Regions from separate parts of the Homo sapiens genome. Here region 1 is linked to region 2. Evidence: chromatin loops called from intact Hi-C (ENCODE). Cell type or tissue: Caco-2. All regions are shown on one strand. Each heading gives the region's core, and the rest is flanking DNA. Links, peaks and the distances in the headings are about the cores only. Region 1 overlaps TMEM117 (transmembrane protein 117). Region 2 overlaps TWF1 (twinfilin actin binding protein 1).

Evidence for each region. Hi-C counts contacts between places; a loop is a spot of excess contacts. Peaks named below come from ENCODE experiments on the same cell type or tissue, not always from the same donor. Only the 100,000 strongest peaks of a DNase experiment are listed, where the experiment ranks them.
Region 1: a loop joins it to region 2, with 6 times the contacts of the local background. A loop is called at or near these places in 38 of 110 quality-filtered maps.

Annotation. Positions count from the first base shown.
Region 1 is chr12:43,841,585-43,852,192 of GRCh38, reverse strand. TMEM117 (transmembrane protein 117) reads right to left here. Exons shown (of 8, transcript NM_032256.3): 2 at 7,265-7,569. The coding sequence starts at 7,541. Among named protein-coding and RNA genes, the nearest start is that of TMEM117, 11 kb to the right of the region's middle. In Caco-2, for the core only: a CTCF peak has its summit at 4,332; DNase peaks (open chromatin) are centred at 3,282, 4,022 and 4,622.
Region 2 is chr12:43,789,831-43,800,438 of GRCh38, reverse strand. TWF1 (twinfilin actin binding protein 1) reads left to right here. Exons shown (of 9, transcript NM_002822.5): 4 at 1-4; 5 at 937-1,041; 6 at 2,606-2,731; 7 at 2,987-3,137; 8 at 3,342-3,463; 9 at 4,684-6,716. The coding sequence ends at 4,854. It also overlaps a transcript of TMEM117 not described here. Among named protein-coding and RNA genes, the nearest start is that of TWF1, 11 kb to the left of the region's middle. In Caco-2, for the core only: no CTCF peak of the experiment used is centred there; a DNase peak (open chromatin) is centred at 4,305.

The DNA of each region.
Region 1 (10,608 bases), core at 1,042-9,041, 52 kb before region 2:
CCCAAAGTGCTGGGATTACAGGCATGAGCCACCGTGCCCAGCCAGTTTTTGTATTCTTAGTACAGACAGGGTTTCACCATGTTGGCCAGGATGGTCTTGATCTCTTGACCTCGTGATCAGCCCATCTCGGCCTCCCAAAGTGCTGGGATTACAGACGTGAGCCACCGCGCCCAGCTGGTTAAATGTTATACTCTACACTTTGATGAACGTTTGCTTTAAGACACAAGAATATGAAATCCATTTCTGCATTTGCCACTTCACCATTCAGCATCTCTTGTACCAAGCACAAGAAAAAAGAAATGCTTTACCAAAATTTATAGCAAGGAAGTTCTACAATTTGGTGCAAAGAAAAAGACCTCTGTTGAACTTACAATTTTCATCACTGCTGATAACGACAGTGATGTAGTTTCCCCTTGTGCTCAGCTCTGAGGAAGCTCAAAACCAAGCAAGGTTTTGAAACCCATGAAATCAAAACAAATTTGATTCTGCCTTTTCCGTGGTCCTGATTTTCTACTTCTACTGTATTATGCATGTATGTTGCAAATAATTTCAATTCCTTTTTGGAATAAAAATTATTTCTTGAATAAGCTCAAGAAATTAAATTCTCCTTGAATATAAGTCCTAATTGTAGGCATAAGAATTTTGGATGTCTCTATTCATGGATATGTCTAAAGTATAATCCCCCCAAAAGCTAGGATGCATTATTAAAACACATTTTAAAAAAAAACTAGAATCATCCAAGCAAATGAGAGAGAGAGGTACTGGAAGAGTATAAACTGACATTCCAATGGAATTTAACTTTTATAAATCCTAATACCCAAAGATTCCATTTTAAACTAAAAAAAATTCTAAACATATCAATTCTGATTTCAGAATTGCTCCTGAATTATGTTATTACCTAAAGAGTCACAAAATCATAACATTTATGTCTCACAGAAAAATTAAATTTATAACCAATGAAGTATATTAAATCATGTGCTCACAGAATCATTCACTCTTTCTCACACATCCCTTAAATTGGCAATACTGTATTGTCCTTCTGGAATCTACTAAGAAGAGACTTCCCATAACAAAATAAATGAAGGAAGACTTACAAGTTGATTAAATGAAAGGGATAGTGGCATTCTATATAATATCTGTGTTTGGTATCTTATTAGAGAATTATATAAAAAAAAGAAGCTGTTTAGTTGATCTCAAGAAATGATTCTGATCATTTTTGTAAGGCATTCCAATATTTCTGTAACAAAAATTTCTGTGCTCGTCATTAGCAATCCCATTCCTCCCAACATACACACAACATCATCATCATCATCATCATCACCATCATCATCACCTATCAGAAGTTTGCATGTACAAATTGTTAAATATGTCCTTTTAAAAATGAATAATGAATAAATGCTAATTATTTGGGAACCAGGGCAGAAACATTTATCATATACCAAGCCAATAAGAACATTAATGTTTGCATTAAATTTTTAATTATTTTCCCTATCATTGCATGGCTGTGACTCTTTGGTACAAGTAGTCACAAGCAGGAGCTGAAGAGAAGACAACTGAAGTCTTACGGGAGGGAGTCAGAGAAAGTGTCACAGAGGAGATAATGCTTGAACTGAGATTTGAAGGAAAATGGAAAACTAGCCAAGGTGACAAAGCAGAGAGGAGCATAATGGGCATGGGAGAGCACATACGCAAAAAAACACTGGGACATGAGATAACATGGCAAGTTTGAGAACCAGCAAATATTTCCCTGCAGTATGTGGAATGTGAAAGATCAGGTTTGGAGTGAGGAAGAAGTAGATCATAAATAGCTTCGGATATCAATCAAAGGAGTTTAGCTTTTATTCTGTTGGTGGTTCTGCAGGTCAAAGTAACTCCATCTTAAATGCTAATCCATCATGTTGACTTCTGATCAACCCTAGTTCTGAGAAGGCCTCTAAGATTTTTACTTACCATGAATCCTTCCCTTAGGCAAATTCCCCATGGTGTATAAGCCCTGCGTCTGGAGGATAACAGGGCAAGGATCCATCATCTCACAGGTACCGAGACATGGCTTCTGTTAGTAAGGCCCTATTAAATGTTGTTTCCTGTGAAAACGGATGTGTCAGCCTCTTTCTTCAGCCTCTCAGCTCCTCAGTCTTTGGGGATAGGTTTGCACAGACCTGCTCACCACAGAACAGTGGTAGAAGCCATTTAGCAATATGAAAAAAATAATTCCACTAGCAAAATCCATAATGAACAAGAGGAGCAGATAACTATTAGGAGGAAATGATTAATAGTTCATGAAGTAATGAAGAATCAACTGCCATGAGCAGAGACAGAAGAAGAAGACAAGTTCAAAGTTTATTAGGAAATTGGATCAGAGAATGAGAGGTGACAAGTTCGGAGTTCATCAGGAAATTAAATCAAGAGTCCTCACCAAGATTTACAGAAGGTTATGATTCCTTCTCTAATATTCCATATAATTTCATAGGTTTTTAGTAAGAAAAAAAGGAGAAACTGCCAAATAGAAGAAATAAAGCTGACTACATCATATAATCTTTTCTACTGTAAGTAAAAAAAAAAGAGAGAGAGAATTCACTTGCATTATTTTAAAATAATTTGTACTCAATAAATCACTTGAAATCGAAAGTGCTTTTTCAGGGCTGATTACTTATACCACCAGGAGAATTAAAATCTAAGCCATAACTGAAATGTGATTTTAGTATAAGAGATAAAAGTTTGCAACAGAATAATTTAACAAAATGTTGCAATTACAAAACCAAATGTCCTGTTTATAATTAATACCATTAGCTTAATGGTGTGATTCTCAATCAATCTTCAATATAGACAGATGACTTTTCTCCAAACTGGATATTTTGGTCTAAATTTGCCTTAGCTTCCTATGCTGAGAAAATTTCTTGAATGGGATCCAAATACATCCAGCCATTGCTTGTAACAGGTATCTACTGTTTTGTCTCCCCAGCACTCTCCATCCATTTTTGGAAAATGACCCACTCCCATTCGCTATCCACCCTTATCCTCTTCTATCCATATAATTACTATGTAGGACATGATGCTTGTTTAATGTTTGGTGGATGATCCAACTGAGTTCCTAAATATTCTCTGTGTCAATGAGCCATCTCTCCACTCCACTTTAGGACTCACTCTCTAAAGACCACACCCTACTTGGGAATCACTACTAAAGAATGGTTTACTTCTGTTACAACATGTCATGTGACCACACCCACAAATCCTTTCCCCTTTCTTACTCCCATCTCAGCTGTTGAGTTTCATCCAAATCTTTAGGCCCCTGCCCACTCCTCCCAGACTGTTACAGGAAGTCAGGGACTCCGAACAGAGGGACGGGCTAAAGCTGCGGCAGAGGAACATAAATTGTAAAGATTTCATCTTAATATGGACATTTATCAGTTCTCAAATAATACTTTTATAATTCTTATGCCCGTCTTTAATCTCTTAATCCTGTTATCTTCGTAAGCTGAGGATGTATGTCACCTCAGGACCACTGTGATCATTGCGTTAACTGTACAAATTGATTGTGAAACATGTGTGTTTGAACAATATGAAATTAGTGCACCTTGAAAAAGAACAGAATAATAGTGATTTTTATGGAACAAGGGAAGACAACCATAAGGTCTGACTGCCTGAGGGGTCGGGCAAAAAGAGCCATATTTTCTTCTTGCAGAGAGCCTATAAACGGACATGCAAGTAGGAAACATATCGTTAAATGCTTTTCCTAGCAAGGAATATTAATATTAATACCCTGGGAAAAGAATGCATTTCTGGGGGGAGGTCTATAAACGGCAGCTCTGGGAATGTCTGTCTTGTGCAGTTGAGATAAGGACTGAGATAAGCCCTGGTCTCCTGAAGAACCCTCAGGCTTACTAGGGTTGAGGAAACTCAACCCTGGTAAATTTGTGGTCAGACCGGTTCTCTACTCTCAAATGCTGTTTTCTGTTGTTTAAGATGTTTATCAAGACAATACATGCACTGCTGAACATAGACCCTTATCAGTGGTTCTGCTTTTGCCCTTTGCCCTGTGATCTTTGTTGGACCCTTATCAGTGGTTCTGCTTTTGCCCTTTGCCATGTGACCTTTGTTAGACCCTTATCAGTGCTTCTGCTTTTTGCTCTTTGAAGCATGTGATCTTTGTACCTACTCTCTGTTCTTACACCCCCGCCCCTTTTGAAACCCTTAATAAAAACTTGCTGGTCTGAGACTCAGGCGGGCATCACAGTCCTACTGATATGTGATGTCACCCCTGGCGGCCCAGCTGTAAAATTCCTCTCTTTATACTGTCTCTCTTTATTTCTCAGCCGGCCAACACTTATGGAAAATAGAACCTATGTTAAAATATTGGGGGCAGGTTCCCCCAATACCAGACCATCATCTCCCTCACCTGTTTTCCATGTCCAACCACAACCCCCTGTCAATCAAATGAATAATGCTTTTACTAGAACTCTCCATTTATTTTCCATCCTTTGTTTCCAATACAGCAAGCCTGAGCAGTCCCCACCCAGATGAATCATGCTGAAATTCTCTTCTGGATGACTGAGCTCTCAAAAAGAACACTGCTCAACAATCCAGATTGGTATCATTCAAATTTATAGTGGCTAACAATCTTCATGATAATCAGCAACCCTTTCATTTGTTCTGAGTCAGTTCACTTCCCAACTCCCTAGGGCCACTGTTCCAAACCTTGACCACTTCCTTAAACCCATTGCATCATCAAGCCCCTCCATCTTTATCATGGGATCTTCTTTTTCACAGTAAAACAGAGGTTATCAGGTTAAAGAGATATCAGGTTATCAGGTTCAACAGAGAGAAGAATATTCACCTTCCTGTTTCTATACCTCAAAAATACCTAATATAGTACCAATCTTTATCTCACCCATGCCTATATTTGAGAAACCAGGGTCTCTCCTCTTGTCCTCTCTAAGCCACCATTTCTACCTGTGTCTTAAGTCCCAGACCACAGAAACCTTCAGAGATGCTATCTTTCATCTATATCTTTTTATCTCCACTTTAATCTAGCTCCTTCTCCCACAAATATCAGCAGGTCAATTAATCTTATCCCCCAAATAAAACTATCTGCCCCACCACCAACAACAAAATTTTCCCTTGGCCCTTCTTCCATTTTTAGCACTTCTCCATTTCTTTCTTCTAGTTTCTCACCAAATGTCTAGAAACTATGTGCATCTATACATATGTGTGCATTGTATACATATAGGCACAAGACGATATAAAATATGTACATCTTATATATTTATATAATAGAAACAGATGGCAATAATTTGAGGAACAGAGAAAAATACATACATAATACTACGTGTATGTGTGTGTGTACGGATAGTTATTTATTTATTTATTCCTTAAAACATTGCCATGGTTTCTAACCCAAACTCTAGACCAAAAATACCTTCAGTAAGTCACCTATTTATCTTATCACTGCTAAGTCCAAAGCTCTATTATTACATTCTCTTCCTAATTGACCCAGCACTCAAAACTACTTTCTTTTCCCCCATTGCATACAGAGTATACATTTATTTGTTTAGTCTTTCTCTCTCCTGTAGGAAGTAAGTTTTTATGAAGGCAAAGACCTTGCCTGCTTGATTCACTGTCTAGAATTGTGTCTGGCATGTAATAAGCGATGAACATCTATTGAATAAATACCACCTACCTCTAGGCAAAAATCGGTTAGTTCAGAGGTGGGAACCAAACCCTGAGACAACTTCACACTCTTCCCTGAGAGTTTAAACTTGAGACCAGGAAAGTCAACCCAGTCTCTCTAGGTAATAAAAATTCATTTTCAGTGTAAAAGGAGAATAAAGCAGATATTATAGAGAGAGACAAACGCATCATAACAGATGTCAAACCCTTGGTTTCATTTATCCCAATGTCCCAATGTCCCTGTCACTTCATTCTACCCTCAGTCTCTGAAATATCCTAACATCCTTATAGTAAGTTACCTTTTTAACTTAAACTAATTTAGTCTCTTCTTCTGTCATTATCAAGAGATCCCTTACTAATATACTATTCTTTGGTTGGATAGGCTCAAAATAAACATCCTAAAGCCAATGTTCAAAAAAAAAAGAGAGAGAGAGTAAAAGTTTATAGTTCCAACTCCCTGAATGAACAATATGTGTAAAATATATTTAATGAAAATGTGCTGTGATATGGAGGCATTTTTTTATGATTTATAAACTCTCTACAACACTTTGGTACTATTTATGAGGGGAAAAGCTATTTTCATGTTCATATCTTCTCTAAATAAGATTACGTATATATCACCATGGAATACTATGTAGCCATAAGAAAAGATGAGTTCATGTCCTTTGCAGGGACATGGATGCAGCTGGAAACCATCATTCTGAGCAAACTATCACAAGGAAAGAAAACCAAACACCACATGTTCTTGCTCATAGGTGGGAGCTGAACAATGACAACACTTGGACACAGGGTGGGGAACATCATACCCCAGGCCCTGTCATGGGGTTGGGGGAGGGGGGAGGGATAGCATTAGGAGAAATACCTAATGTAAATGTTGAGTTAACGGGTGCAGCAAACCAACATGGCACATGTATACCTATGTAACAAACCTGCACATTGTGCACCTGTACCCTAGAACTTAAAGTATAATAAAAAAAATTTTAAAAATAAAAAAAGTTTTTAAAAAATGACTAGGTATATATTCATTTTATCTCTAATGCTCTTTTTTTTTTTTTTTTTTTTTTTGAGATGGAGTCGCGCTGTGTCACCCAGGCTGTAGTGCAGCGGTGCAATCTTGGCTCACTGCAACCTCCGCCTCCCAGGTTCAAGCGATTCTCCCACCTCAGCCTCTCAAGTAGCTGGGATTACAAACATGTGCCACCACGCCTGGCTATTTTTTGTATTTTTAGTAGAGATGAGGTTTCACCATGTTCGCCAGGCTGATCTCAAACTTCTGACCTCAAGTGATCTGCCCACCTTGGCCTCCCAAATTGGTGGGATTACTGGCGTGAGCCACCACACCTGGCCTAATGCTATTTTTTTTTAATGAAGTTTGGTACTAATTTTACCTCGTGCTAATTTTCCTTAGACAGTAGGAAAAGTAAACCATTAACAGAGAGTAGTTGAAGAACCCAGTTACAACCATGCATAACAACTTAAGGCAGGAGGACAAACTAAAATGCCTCCTACATTGGCACTTAGAAATAGCAAAGTTGTATCTTGGAGAATAGAAATTAAATAATTAGTGATATTACATTTCATGGGTCATGGTACTTACCAAACAAACGCTGATGGAACAGAAATTTGCCAGCTATTAGTCCTGTGAGAATGGCAAGTAGCCATAGAAGCACCTTCAAAATCCTCCAGCCAACTCCTCTAGGGTATTTATTTGTAACAAATGAAAAACAGTTTCCAACAACAATAACATTGGCTTCTGTTTGGCTATGAGAAACTGGGTCCTCCGCAAATATTAAGAAGTTAAAGAAGATCACCAAGTAAGCCACAATCATGCGAGACCAGGGATGCTGGAAATAGTAACGAAAGTCTTTACCCATTCTTCAGAACTCCCAGTTCGTAGTTTACCTGTATAAGAAAAGATAGATAGGGTTAGAGGAGGAAAACAAGTAATGGCTTTCTTCTTTTTATCAGTTCAGGTTTATAACAGTTCCATAAAAATGTATTTGGAAAAGATGATACCTGTTCCTACTCATGGCTCCAAGACAAGTCTGAGAATGAGGAAAGCGAATACTGTCCCTTCCCTAACATCTAATCATACCTCTGATCATCTGGGGACTTAGGAAAGAAAAACAATGAAAGAGTATGGGGAGACAATGGGATGTGAGAGGGCAGAACACTGTCCAAAATTGGGATGGTGACCAAGATGACATGTAGAGGCCCTCCCAGGCGGAAATGCAGAGGTGGCACAACCATGGCTCATTGCAGCCTCCACCTCCTGGGCTCAAGTGATCCTCCCACCTCAGCCTCCCCAGTAGCTGTGGCCACAGGCATGTGCCACCACGCCTGGTTAACTTTTGTATTTTCTGTAGAGACAGGGTTTCTCCATGTTGGTCTTGAGCTTCTGGGCTCAAATGATCTGCCCACCTAAAGTTCCCAAAGTGCTGGGATTACAGGTGTGAGCCACCATACTCGGCCTCCTCTTTTTGATTATTACAAAATCAAAACAATATAGAGGTAAAATGAGCATATATTAACAAAAGTTAAACAATATTCTCTCCTCTGCCCAAATCCCTCTCCTCAGAGTTATGATTGCTTATGAATTTGGTGTAATTACTTTCAGATCTTCTTCTAAACATTGACAAATGTATACAGGTGAATAAACTTTTATTAAAATGTTCACAGCCTAGTTATCAAATAATTTCAATAGAGAGTAAGTTCTATGAAATAGCTAAGTCTACAGTAGAGTAGTAGCCCACAGAAAGGACTGGGCAACTTTGCATTGGGTGAATGAGAATAAAGAGGAAGATTTCACAAAGGATATCCCCAAGTTTAAGGTTGGAGGATTAGTAGAATTTTTTTACTAGTGAAGAAGGGACAGATAGAAGGCAAGCCACTCTAGGCAGTGGCTACGGCACATCCAAAGGCACAGAGCACTGCAAAATATGTAATATGCCCACAGTAGTAGGTCCTAACCTGAATATGTGCACTGGAAGTACATAGCTGTCTTAAAATGAAAATGTTCAGGCCCACCTCCAAAGTCTTGCTTAGCTCCTCCTTCTCCCCTCTTTGGGAACCGGCCTGCCCATAAAGAACACAAGCTGTAACTTCCACATGAAGAGATCTGTCTGGGTCCACCAGGGCTTGTAAGTGGATGATTATGTCTATCTAATTCTGGGGTTTGGACTTTGTGAGCCCATTTGGCTCTCAGACTAAACTATGTCTGTTTTTCAGCAATAACACTGATTAAATCTTAGATATCAAAAATAATACAGACAAAAATTTGACTGCCATCTGCCAATTCATTTTTCTTCTCTCCCAGTTTAGTTAGAATTCAGAAAGGGAAGAGGGGGAAGAGGGGGAAGAGGGTCCTTTACAAAGCCTACAGCAGTTTGCATGCCAGGCTCTGTGCTGGATGTCTGCGTGTATCATTGTATCATTTTTGTCATAACAACCCCCTGAAATACTGTTATTATCATTCCTGTCACTTCATTTTACAGGGTGGAAATTGGGGCTGACACAGATTTTGTAACTTGCCCAAAGTCACCTAGCAGGAGAGCTCTGATCTGAATCTCTGAGGCTGACTCCAGGTGCTGATCACCATTCTCTGCAGACAGCCAGATCAACTCCTTGCACCTTCCTTGCCTAGAGAGCAGGCCCAGGTCCCAGTCCCAGGGATGCCATCCCTTAAATGTCTTCTGGAGACATGTTCTTCTCCAGACACAATTATAATAACTCTGTAATATATCTACTTCTAATGCATAAAAAAAAATTGTGTGTGTGCGTGCACGTGTGTGTGTGTGTGTGTGTTGAGAAAGAATCCTTTATAAACCCTGAACACTTGGTGGGGGGAGTATCCATTAATAAATATTCTCACTTTATACATGACTGAAATCACAAAGACCATGCCACAAGCCTGAAGTAAGTCAATGGAAGATCTGAGATAGCCTCCAAGGCTCCTGAGTCCCAATCCAATATTCTGGGCTGACGAATGCCAATTCAACCCACAATCTTAGTTAATGAGGACTTGTCATGACTATTTTACAAAAGCAATATAAACATTGGCAATATAAACATTGGCAATAGAATTCAGCCAAGCAAATAGTGACTGTGCCCTGGATTCATAAGCCTTCTAAGCAATTTTAAGTCCCTTGTTATCTTTGTGAACACTCTGAAATCTGTCCCCAGGGGCTGTAGCTTGGACCACCTAGGAATGGTGACTACCTCAAGAGTCTTGTTTTTGTTTTCATATTTTTCAGTATGAGGCTCATCACCTGCTATAGCAGCAGAAACTTATATGTGTGACTCTCACATCAAAGAGAGCAGAGCAAGTAGTGAAGAACAAAAAAAATGAACTTTTATGTGTTTTCATGATATTCAATGTGTAAGAATGCCAGAATAGGTTGGTTTTGAACTCGATTTCACACAACAGTTTTGGAAGTGTCCACAGACCACCACTACAAAAAAAATTCATCACTGGTCACCAGTGAGTCATGAAAAAGAAATAGTTCCCATATGCCCATCAGAACTAGAAAGGAGTATTATTTAAGAAGCTGTTATTACAGGCTGCTGTTGCTTCTTTCGCCAGTGAAGAATTCTGATATGGTTGCTATCACCACCTCCCCTCCCACCATGAACACACAGAATTAAGGCAGTAGGATTTAGAAATACTACTGAAATACCATTATTATCATTCCTATCACTTCATTTTACAGAGAGGAAACTGAGGCTCACATGGACTTTGTAACTGGCCCAAAGTCACCTCTCAGAAGAGCTGTGATCTGAGCCTCTGAGGCTGACTCCAGGGCCTGATCACCATTTCCTGCAGACGGCCAGATCAATTCCAATACATATAATCTTGACTCTTTTTTTAAATACACGCATTTTGGAGGCTAGCACATACTTATTTTCTTGTTGTTTTTAAGTTCGGAAACTTGCTTCGTGGGC
Region 2 (10,608 bases), core at 1,185-9,184:
AAAGGTATTATGTTTGTATGTGGATTCTATATGTTGCAATTAAAATGATTAAAGAGGAACTCCTAGGTAATGGGTAATTGATACGAATTCAGATGGATAATCTGAAAACATGAGAATAAGAGAAATACTGTATTTCATATAATATTAAAGTTAGCTGTAATGAATATGTAACTTTGAGTTTATTCATTTGTATCTATTTGACATTGACAAGTGATATTGAAACATACTGATTCTTCTAAAGTATATGGTAAATATATGTATTTACACATATATACACAAATTGAAACACTGAAATATATTTTTGAACTTTTTTGTTTGTTTAGAGCTTTTCTGATTCAGAAAGTCATATAATCTAGTGGATAGAGCACAAGACTAGATGGGAATATATTGCTTCTTCACCATTAATTGTGAAGTGGGCTGGTTTCTTAATTTCATGAGTCTCAGTCTTCTAAACCACAAAATTTTGATGATAGGTAGACCTCTTTGTAGTATTTTTTTCTTTTGACATGAAAACTATAATAATTTTCCATGAATAATTACAAAGAAATTATATTAAGCATTATAACATAGTATTCAGAATCTGAATATGTTGATTATTGGATAATCATTGGGCAGTTTTCTCCAGAAGGTTAATTACAGTTGTCCTATAGACTTACAGGATGACCAGGTTCAGTATTTCACTTTGCCAGTATGAAACTCATACAAAATATTTAGTAATTATAAAGCTTCATATAAAATGAACAGTGGGTACTCCCCTTAAAAAGTTTTGAAACTTAAAATTGAGGATTAAAGAAAAGTAAAAAGATATTAAAATTCATAATGCTATTTATTTTCATTTAAAATCTTTTCTGTTAATGATTTTGTTTTTCCTAAAGTAACTTCACTGTCATTTTACTTCTAGAGAATTACTGATTATAGTCTATTCTGTACTTACAGGAAGATGTATCATTACATGGATATAAAAAATACTTGCTGTCACAATCTTCCCCTGCCCCACTGACTGCAGCTGAGGAAGAACTACGACAGATTAAAATCAATGAGGTAAGTTACAACTACAAAGTCTTTGCAAGATTTTAAGTGTTTGAAAATACTGTATTTTTAATTAATAGATGTGGGAGGATAACTAGAGATTAAAGAAGTTAGGTAGCTTAGGTTTATTCCGTTTAGTTTAGAGATAAGGCTATGTGCTTAATGCCTTTTCAGAAAAAAAAAGTTAAAATGAATATTAAACTTTATATGCATTTTATAAATAGCTTTTCCTATAATCTTCATGTCAGAATAGTAAATCTTCCTTTTGAAGTACAACTGTTGTGAACTTTGTACTTTGAATATTATATAGAGAAAAAGTGTGTGTTACCCATTTAGTGCAAAGAATGTATCTAATAAGGTTGCCTGAAGCAGATTATTGTTTTGTTGGCTTTCTAGAGAGTCTACAAATTAACTTCTATGAACTCTACTTGAATAGAGATATATATGGAAGATTATTATTTGAGTACCTGTTGAGCATATTAGAGTCAATAAATTTCAGCCATATTATTTTGTAGTTTATCATTATTTTTAATGTGTTTTCTACAGCCATTCTAACATACTGGAATAACTACTGTATTTCTACTGGGACTTTACAGAAAAGAACAAGTGGCTGAAACCACTATTCATTAGCTGAAACCACTGTTCATTAGCCTGAGTCACAGACAGTAGGAATCAGTCTGGAGAATGGTTGAATATCATTTAATATTAAACTGGTAGCAAGGATCTATCATATTATTTTAATTCATATTATTTGAGTAGGGCTTTTTATGTGATTTTTTTTTTTTTTTACGAGTTTGATAGTTTGTTTTATTTCTTGCAATCAGAGCCCAGAGGATCATATTGGGGTATGCATTCGCATATGTTCTATGATGTTTTCATTAACCAATATCATTTATGCTGTAGAATCTCCATTCATTTTTTTAAAAGTAAAATTTCTATTGGACTTTCTGTTGCAACACTGCGAATGAGACTCTCTACTAGCTATCATTTATCAAGTATAAAAATCTTAAACATGTGCATTGAATGCTTTCTTATCTTTCTCCTCTTCCAGTACATGCACACCATGTTCTTAGTAAAGAAATCTCTTAAGTCTGGAACTTCTGCAGTAGTATAACTTGTTGAGCTGTGTTGTCTTTGTACACTGTTTGTACTCCTTTCAATTCAGTGCATGATGTTTGTGTTGCATTTTCTGTCCAACAGAACAAAGTAAAGTTCTATACATATTGTATGTAGATTGTTGTTTATAAATTCTATCAAGTAAAATTTTACAATCAGTGGTGTAATCTGATGACACTCTAAAGAAATTGTGCCAAACCAAACATAAAAACAAACCCACCCAAACCCCACTAACTGTACACTCATTCAAATGTTCACTTCCAACATTGTCGTAAAGATGTGTCATGCACTCTGCATGTTGACAAAATGCTAGCAGGACCGTAAACAAATGTGAAAAATAATTTTAATTATAGGTTGGGCTAGGGTTGAATGATACTATTTTATAGAGGTTGGGTTTTCTTATGTTTGCCATAGGATACTGCTAACTGCTAAACTTGTAAATTAAATCTGTCATACTTAGGTACAGACTGACGTGGGTGTGGACACTAAGCATCAAACACTACAAGGAGTAGCATTTCCCATTTCTCGAGAAGCCTTTCAGGCTTTGGAAAAATTGAATAATAGACAGCTCAACTATGTGCAGTTGGTAAGAGATGTATAATGATTATTAAGTGGCTGCTCTTTTTGGTAGTTTATGACTCATATAGGGTTTATTATTAATGGATTTTACATTTTAAATAGCTTTCTGATTTCTAAAATTCATTTTGTAAATGTTCATTGTGAAAAAGTCAAACCATCCAGAACTAAGTTCCTCCTTTATCTCTTGGTCTTTTTATTATATGTTTTAACTTAATTTCCTTATATCTGGTTTTAATGAACATATTTTGTTTCTTATTGGCAGGAAATAGATATAAAAAATGAAATTATAATTTTGGCCAACACAACAAATACAGAACTGAAAGATTTGCCAAAGAGGATTCCCAAGGATTCAGCTCGTTACCATTTCTTTCTGTATAAACATTCCCATGAAGGAGACTATTTAGAGTCCATAGGTATATGATACATTGTTTTTAACACATTACTTTCAGTTTGTTTATTGGTGTATCAGCCCTATATTCTTACTTATTTCTTGCCCAGAGGGCTTAGCTGTAGTTTTATGAAGTTTCTGTACTTGTTTTTATGAAGTTTATATATGTAGTTTTATGAAGTTTATGTATTGATATGCTAATTATATTTGTTATTATTTGAACTTACAGTTTTTATTTATTCAATGCCTGGATACACATGCAGTATAAGAGAGCGGATGCTGTATTCTAGCTGCAAGAGCCGTCTGCTAGAAATTGTAGAAAGACAACTACAAATGGATGTAATTAGAAAGGTAGCCCACCTATTTTAAAATCTTCAGTTTTTGCTAAATTTTTCTTTTCATTTCTATGTAGTTTATGATGTACTGTGATTTATAAATGAAAATATTTATTTTTCTTGTTATCATCCTAAATCCTTAGGATCTCCTCTAAGTGCCTGGGAACTACCTGTCATGATCCCCATCTCTATATATATCTGTACTTCCTAGTAAGCCACATGTGGCTATTTAACTTTAAATAAGATTTAAAGTTCTGTTTCTTAATTCCACTAGCCTTATGTCAAATTCTCATTAGCTAAATGTGGCTACTGGCTACCGTATTGGTTAGTGCAGAATTTATAGGACATTTCCATCAGTGCAAAAAGTCCTATTGGACAGCGCTGCCAGAGCTGCATACTTGTGATTATTTCTACTGCATATTAATAAGGAATTACAGTCTCCATTATGACTGAATTATGGGATGGTTGGGAGTCTTTCCAGTTTGGGGGAAGGAAGGAATAAGCATAAACATTTGAATTTTGGGAACTAAGCTACCAATTTTCTTAAATTTTCTTAAGTACAGATAAGGCATGGGGAAAGATATATATTCTTGAGCCCTTAAACTCATAAAAATACAGGTCCTTAAAAACTACCAGTGTTTTTAGGTTCTGAACCCTTCATGCTTTTTAAGTTCCTAAGAATCAATCACTTTATCATGGGTAGCACCTTCTATAGCAGGGATCAGCTGACTTTCTACAGAGGACCAAATAGTAAGTAAAGGCTTTGCCAAGCCACATATAATCTCTGTCATATATTCTTATTGTTGTTTAACAACCCTTAAAAAATGTAAAACAATCTTACCTTGGGCAAGATTTGGCCTTCGGGCCATGGTTTGTTTACCTCTCTTGTAGAGGGCTTTCAAGTGACCCAAGTGATGAAAGGGTCATGAGTAAATGTTCCTTGAATAAATAGTGTATCATAGCAACTTGAGAATGTAGTGGTGGCTTCTACTTTTAAACATTATTTAAACTGGAGCACTAAGAAAGAACCAAGAAGGAAGTGAATGTAGCTGATTATATATTCAAGTAACTCATTTAGCCCCTTCCCCCAAAAGAAGAAAGTGAAACTGTTTACATATGGTCCTTGATTCTGCCTTACTGGAAAGGGTATTATTTGTGAGCATTCATATACCTGAAAACCAGCTTGTTGCTTGTATTAGGTTTTGAATGTTGTGCTTCTAATTTTATCTTTTACAGATCGAGATAGACAATGGGGATGAGTTGACTGCAGACTTCCTTTATGAAGAAGTACATCCCAAGCAGCATGCACACAAGCAAAGTTTTGCAAAACCAAAAGGTCCTGCAGGAAAAAGAGGAATTCGAAGACTAATTAGGGGCCCAGCGGAAACTGAAGCTACTACTGATTAAAGTCATCACATTAAACATTGTAATACTAGTTTTTTAAAAGTCCAGCTTTTAGTACAGGAGAACTGAAATCATTCCATGTTGATATAAAGTAGGGAAAAAAATTGTACTTTTTGGAAAATAGCACTTTTCACTTCTGTGTGTTTTTAAAATTAATGTTATAGAAGACTCATGATTTCTATTTTTGAGTTAAAGCTAGAAAAGGGTTCAACATAATGTTTAATTTTGTCACACTGTTTTCATAGCGTTGATTCCACACTTCAAATACTTCTTAAAATTTTATACAGTTGGGCCAGTTCTAGAAAGTCTGATGTCTCAAAGGGTAAACTTACTACTTTCTTGTGGGACAGAAAGACCTTAAAATATTCATATTACTTAATGAATATGTTAAGGACCAGGCTAGAGTATTTTCTAAGCTGGAAACTTAGTGTGCCTTGGAAAAGGCCGCAAGTTGCTTACTCCGAGTAGCTGTGCTAGCTCTGTCAGACTGTAGGATCATGTCTGCAACTTTTAGAAATAGTGCTTTATATTGCAGCAGTCTTTTATATTTGACTTTTTTTTAATAGCATTAAAATTGCAGATCAGCTCACTCTGAAACTTTAAGGGTACCAGATATTTTCTATACTGCAGGATTTCTGATGACATTGAAAGACTTTAAACAGCCTTAGTAAATTATCTTTCTAATGCTCTGTGAGGCCAAACATTTATGTTCAGATTGAAATTTAAATTAATATCATTCAAAAGGAAACAAAAAATGTTGAGTTTTAAAAATCAGGATTGACTTTTTTCTCCAAAACCATACATTTATGGGCAAATTGTGTTCTTTATCACTTCCGAGCAAATACTCAGATTTAAAATTACTTTAAAGTCCTGGTACTTAACAGGCTAACGTAGATAAACACCTTAATAATCTCAGTTAATACTGTATTTCAAAACACATTTAACTGTTTTCTAATGCTTTGCATTATCAGTTACAACCTAGAGAGATTTTGAGCCTCATATTTCTTTGATACTTGAAATAGAGGGAGCTAGAACACTTAATGTTTAATCTGTTAAACCTGCTGCAAGAGCCATAACTTTGAGGCATTTTCTAAATGAACTGTGGGGATCCAGGATTTGTAATTTCTTGATCTAAACTTTATGCTGCATAAATCACTTATCGGAAATGCACATTTCATAGTGTGAAGCACTCATTTCTAAACCTTATTATCTAAGGTAATATATGCACCTTTCAGAAATTTGTGTTCGAGTAAGTAAAGCATATTAGAATAATTGTGGGTTGACAGATTTTTAAAATAGAATTTAGAGTATTTGGGGTTTTGTTTGTTTACAAATAATCAGACTATAATATTTAAACATGCAAAATAACTGACAATAATGTTGCACTTGTTTACTAAAGATATAAGTTGTTCCATGGGTGTACACGTAGACAGACACACATACACCCAAATTATTGCATTAAGAATCCTGGAGCAGACCATAGCTGAAGCTGTTATTTTCAGTCAGGAAGACTACCTGTCATGAAGGTATAAAATAATTTAGAAGTGAATGTTTTTCTGTACCATCTATGTGCAATTATACTCTAAATTCCACTACACTACATTAAAGTAAATGGACATTCCAGAATATAGATGTGATTATAGTCTTAAACTAATTATTATTAAACCAATGATTGCTGAAAATCAGTGATGCATTTGTTATAGAGTATAACTCATCGTTTACAGTATGTTTTAGTTGGCAGTATCATACCTAGATGGTGAATAACATATTCCCAGTAAATTTATATAGCAGTGAAGAATTACATGCCTTCTGGTGGACATTTTATAAGTGCATTTTATATCACAATAAAAATTTTTTCTCTTTAAGTTGTGTATGTTCTGTTGGTTTTTCTACTATAGTTTTTTTAATTGTTTGTGTAATGTTTCATAATTCAGTACCTGGTGTTAGGTTAGGAATCCCATTCATTTATTTGTTAATTAGTCTGCCTAAGTCCAAAAAGGATTTTAAGTAGCTTTAAACCTAGGCAAGAATAATTGTGACTATAGAGTGCTTAGATTAAAAATTTGCCACTGTTGTAGCAATAATAAAAATGCCATGAGTTATTCATTTTCTGTAACAGAAGCACCCCAGTACTGATTTACTTGACACTAAACTCAGACTTGCCACTGTATTCATTCATGTGAAAAATGTTGAATGCACTCCTGTGTGCGATTTGGTTTCAAATCCTTTTTATTAGAGATGTGACAAGATGGATGTCTTTGGTAGCAGTTTTACAAAAGATGCTGAAATAGCTTTAGAAAGGCTCATCGTTGGGCCGGGCACGGTGGCTCACGCCTGTAATCCCAGCACTTTGGGAGGCCGAGGCGGAGGTCAGGAGATCGAGACCATCCTGGCTAACACAGTGAAACCCCGTCTCTACTAAAAATACAAGAAATTAGCCGGGTGTGGTGGCGGGCCCCTGTAGTCCCAGCTACAGGCTGGGCAGGAGAATGGCGCGAACCTGGGAGGCGGAGCTTGCAGTGAGCCGAGATTGCGCCACTGCACTCCAGCCTGGGCGACAGTGCGAGACTGTCTCAAAAAACAAAAGGCTCATTATTAAAACTTTTAAACATTTAAGCTAAGGCATTTCTACTCAGAGCTAAAATAATGTACTAATGTGCCTGAGGTACGTACTGTAAACAGTTTGGTGTATATCCTTTCACATTTTCTTTGCAAATAGAGCCATAAGTTTCAGGATGGAATTTTTGTTGTTGTTTAGATGGCATCTTGCTCTGTCACCAGGCTGGAATGCAGTGGCGCAATCTTGGCTCACTGCAACCTCCACCTCCCAGGTTCAAGTGATTCTCCTGCCTCAGCCTCGCCAGTAGCTAGGACTACAGGTGTGCGCCACCACGCCCAGCTAATCTTTGTATTTTTAGTAGAGATGGGGTTTCACCATGTTGGCCAGGATGATCTTGATCTCTTGACCTCGTGATCCACCCACCTCGGCCTCCCAAAGTGTGGGGATTACAGGTGTGAGCCACTGCACCCGGCCTGGAATGTTCTTTTTTAAATAAAATACTAATTCTGGGCTTCATACTAGATTTTGACCCAGTAGGTGGGTCCAGGAATCAAATAGTTCTACAAATGATTCATGGCTAGCCATGACTGGGAACAGTTTACCTTAAATCATATAAATTGTAGCTCTCCCCCACCCCAATTCAGCCAACAAACTGAAGTTTTACACTGTACTAGTTATGATAGTGGCACTATCTCATAGAAGAAAGTTTAGGTCTCACTGTTGCCCAGTAGCTTCTACATGATTTGCCCGTGGCTCTCTACCTTCCTTGGTCAGTCTGCTTCAGTTCATTGACAGCTCTCTGTTCCTCTAGTAGACCAAGCACAGCCTCAAGGGCACTGAATGCGTTCCCCACGCTGGATCACTCTAACCCGGTATCTACATGCCTTCCTCACTTACAGGTCTCTGCTCAGGTGTCAGTGTCATCTCCTTAGAGAAGTCTCCCCTAATTTCCCAATCTGATTGTACTCCTTGTTCCTCTCACCTTAATCCTGCTTTATTCCTCCTCATGGCACTTAGGTATTCTATATCTGTGCCCATATTGTCTCTTCCACTAAAATACAAGTTCAATGGGGACAAGAAGCTTAGTTTCATTCACTGCTACATCCTTAGCACCTAGAAGTTTCTATGATATAGTGGGCATTTTTCAATTTATTGAATGAATAAATGAATTTGCCTTTCCTTGAAGAACAGCTGTGAAAGGAGCACATGCCAGCAGTGGTAGGTCACCAGAGGATCTGGCCTCCATCATTTTCTTTCTGGCCACAGGAAAACTCACTAGCACTGGCAAAATCTCTTGCCCTGCGAAAGCCATGGGTTCTACCACACAAAATGGCAGTACTGACCCATTCCTGAGCATCAAATGCCTTCCAGTAGGGATCTTCATTCAGCTGATTCTGTGCTCCAAAAAGATTGATACCAGCCTACTCAACTGTCAGTGCTGCTGCACTACCACCCTCATTTGCTAGGATTCAGCCAGGCTGTAGTTTCTTAGTGAACTCTGGATGGTTAATGGGAAAGAGGCAAGCCATGAACAGGGGTTAGATTGCATTTCTTAGTTTTCTATTACCAAGCTGTATTTATAATAAGACAAACTGGGCCACATCCTTGTGTGTGTGTGTGTGTTTCTGACTGCCACTTACTGGCTACATGACTAAATCATGATTTAGTCATACTAATGCATCACAAACTAGGTGATTTTCAATGTGATCTTCATGGTAGCTTATACCTGTAATCTTCATACTAACGAATAACAAACCATACCATACTAATGCATCACAAACTAGGTGATTTTCAATGTGATCTTCATGGTAGCTTATACCTGTAATCTTCATACTAACGAATAACAAACCATACCATACTAATGCATCACAAACTAGGTGATTTTCAATGTGATTTTCATGGTAGCTTATACCTGTAATCTTCATACTAACGAATAACAAACCATACCATACTAATGCATCACAAACTAGGTGATTTTCAATGTGATTTTCATGGTAGCTTATACCTGTAATCTTCATACTAACGAATAACAAACCATACCACACTAATGCATCACAAACTAGGTGATTTTCAATGTGATTTTCATGGTAGCTTATACCTGTAATCTTCATACTAACGAATAACAAACCATACCATACTAATGCATCACAAACTAGGTGATTTTCAATGTGATTTTCATGGTAGCTTATACCTGTAATCTTCATACTAACGAATAACAAACCATACCATACTAATGCATCACAAACTAGGTGATTTTCAATGTGATTTTCATGGTAGCTTATACCTGTAATCTTCATACTAACGAATAACAAACCATACCATACTAATGCATCACAAACTAGGTGATTTTCAATGTGATTTTCATGGTAGCTTATACCTGTAATCTTCATACTAACGAATAACAAACCATACCGTACTAATGCATCACAAACTAGCCCCCAGATGTGATTTTCATGGTAGCTTATACCTCTAATCTCACACTTTGGGAAGCTGAGGCAGGAGAATTGCTTGAATCCAGAAGTTCAAGACCAGCCTCAGCAACAGAGTGAGATCCTGTCTCTACAGAAAATTAAAAAAAAAAAATTAGCTGGGCACAGTAGCACACACCTGTACTCCAACTACTCAAGGTGCTGAGGCAGGAGGATCACTTGAGCCTGAGAGATCAAGGCAGCAGTAAGCCATGATCACACTGCTGCACTCCAGCATGAGTGACCAAGTGAGACTCTCCAAAAAAAAAAAAAAAAAAAAAAAAGTAGCAGTTTAAAACAACAGCTACCCTCCCTCACAAATCTACAGTTGGCTGACCTCTCATGTCTCATGTATGTTTGTGATCAGCTGGCAGGTGGGCTGATTAAGGATGACCTCATCTGAGATGCCTTGTCTCTGTTTTGCATGGTCTGTCATCAGCAGCATGTTACCCTTGGCTTGTTCTCATGTCAGTGGCAGGGTTCCAAATGAGAGAAGTAGTGCATTAGTGCTTTTGAGACCTGGGCTTGGAACTGACCATCACTTTTTCTGTAAGCAAGTTACAAGGCCAGCCCAGATTTAATGGTTGAGGAAATAGACTTTACTTCCTGATGGGAAAAATTACAAAGCCATATTGCAAAAGGCATCAAATATAATGAGTGGAGAATTGCAGTCTAATACAATGAACAAGGGAAAGAAGTTATTTAATCATTGGGGGTCTCAAAATTTCC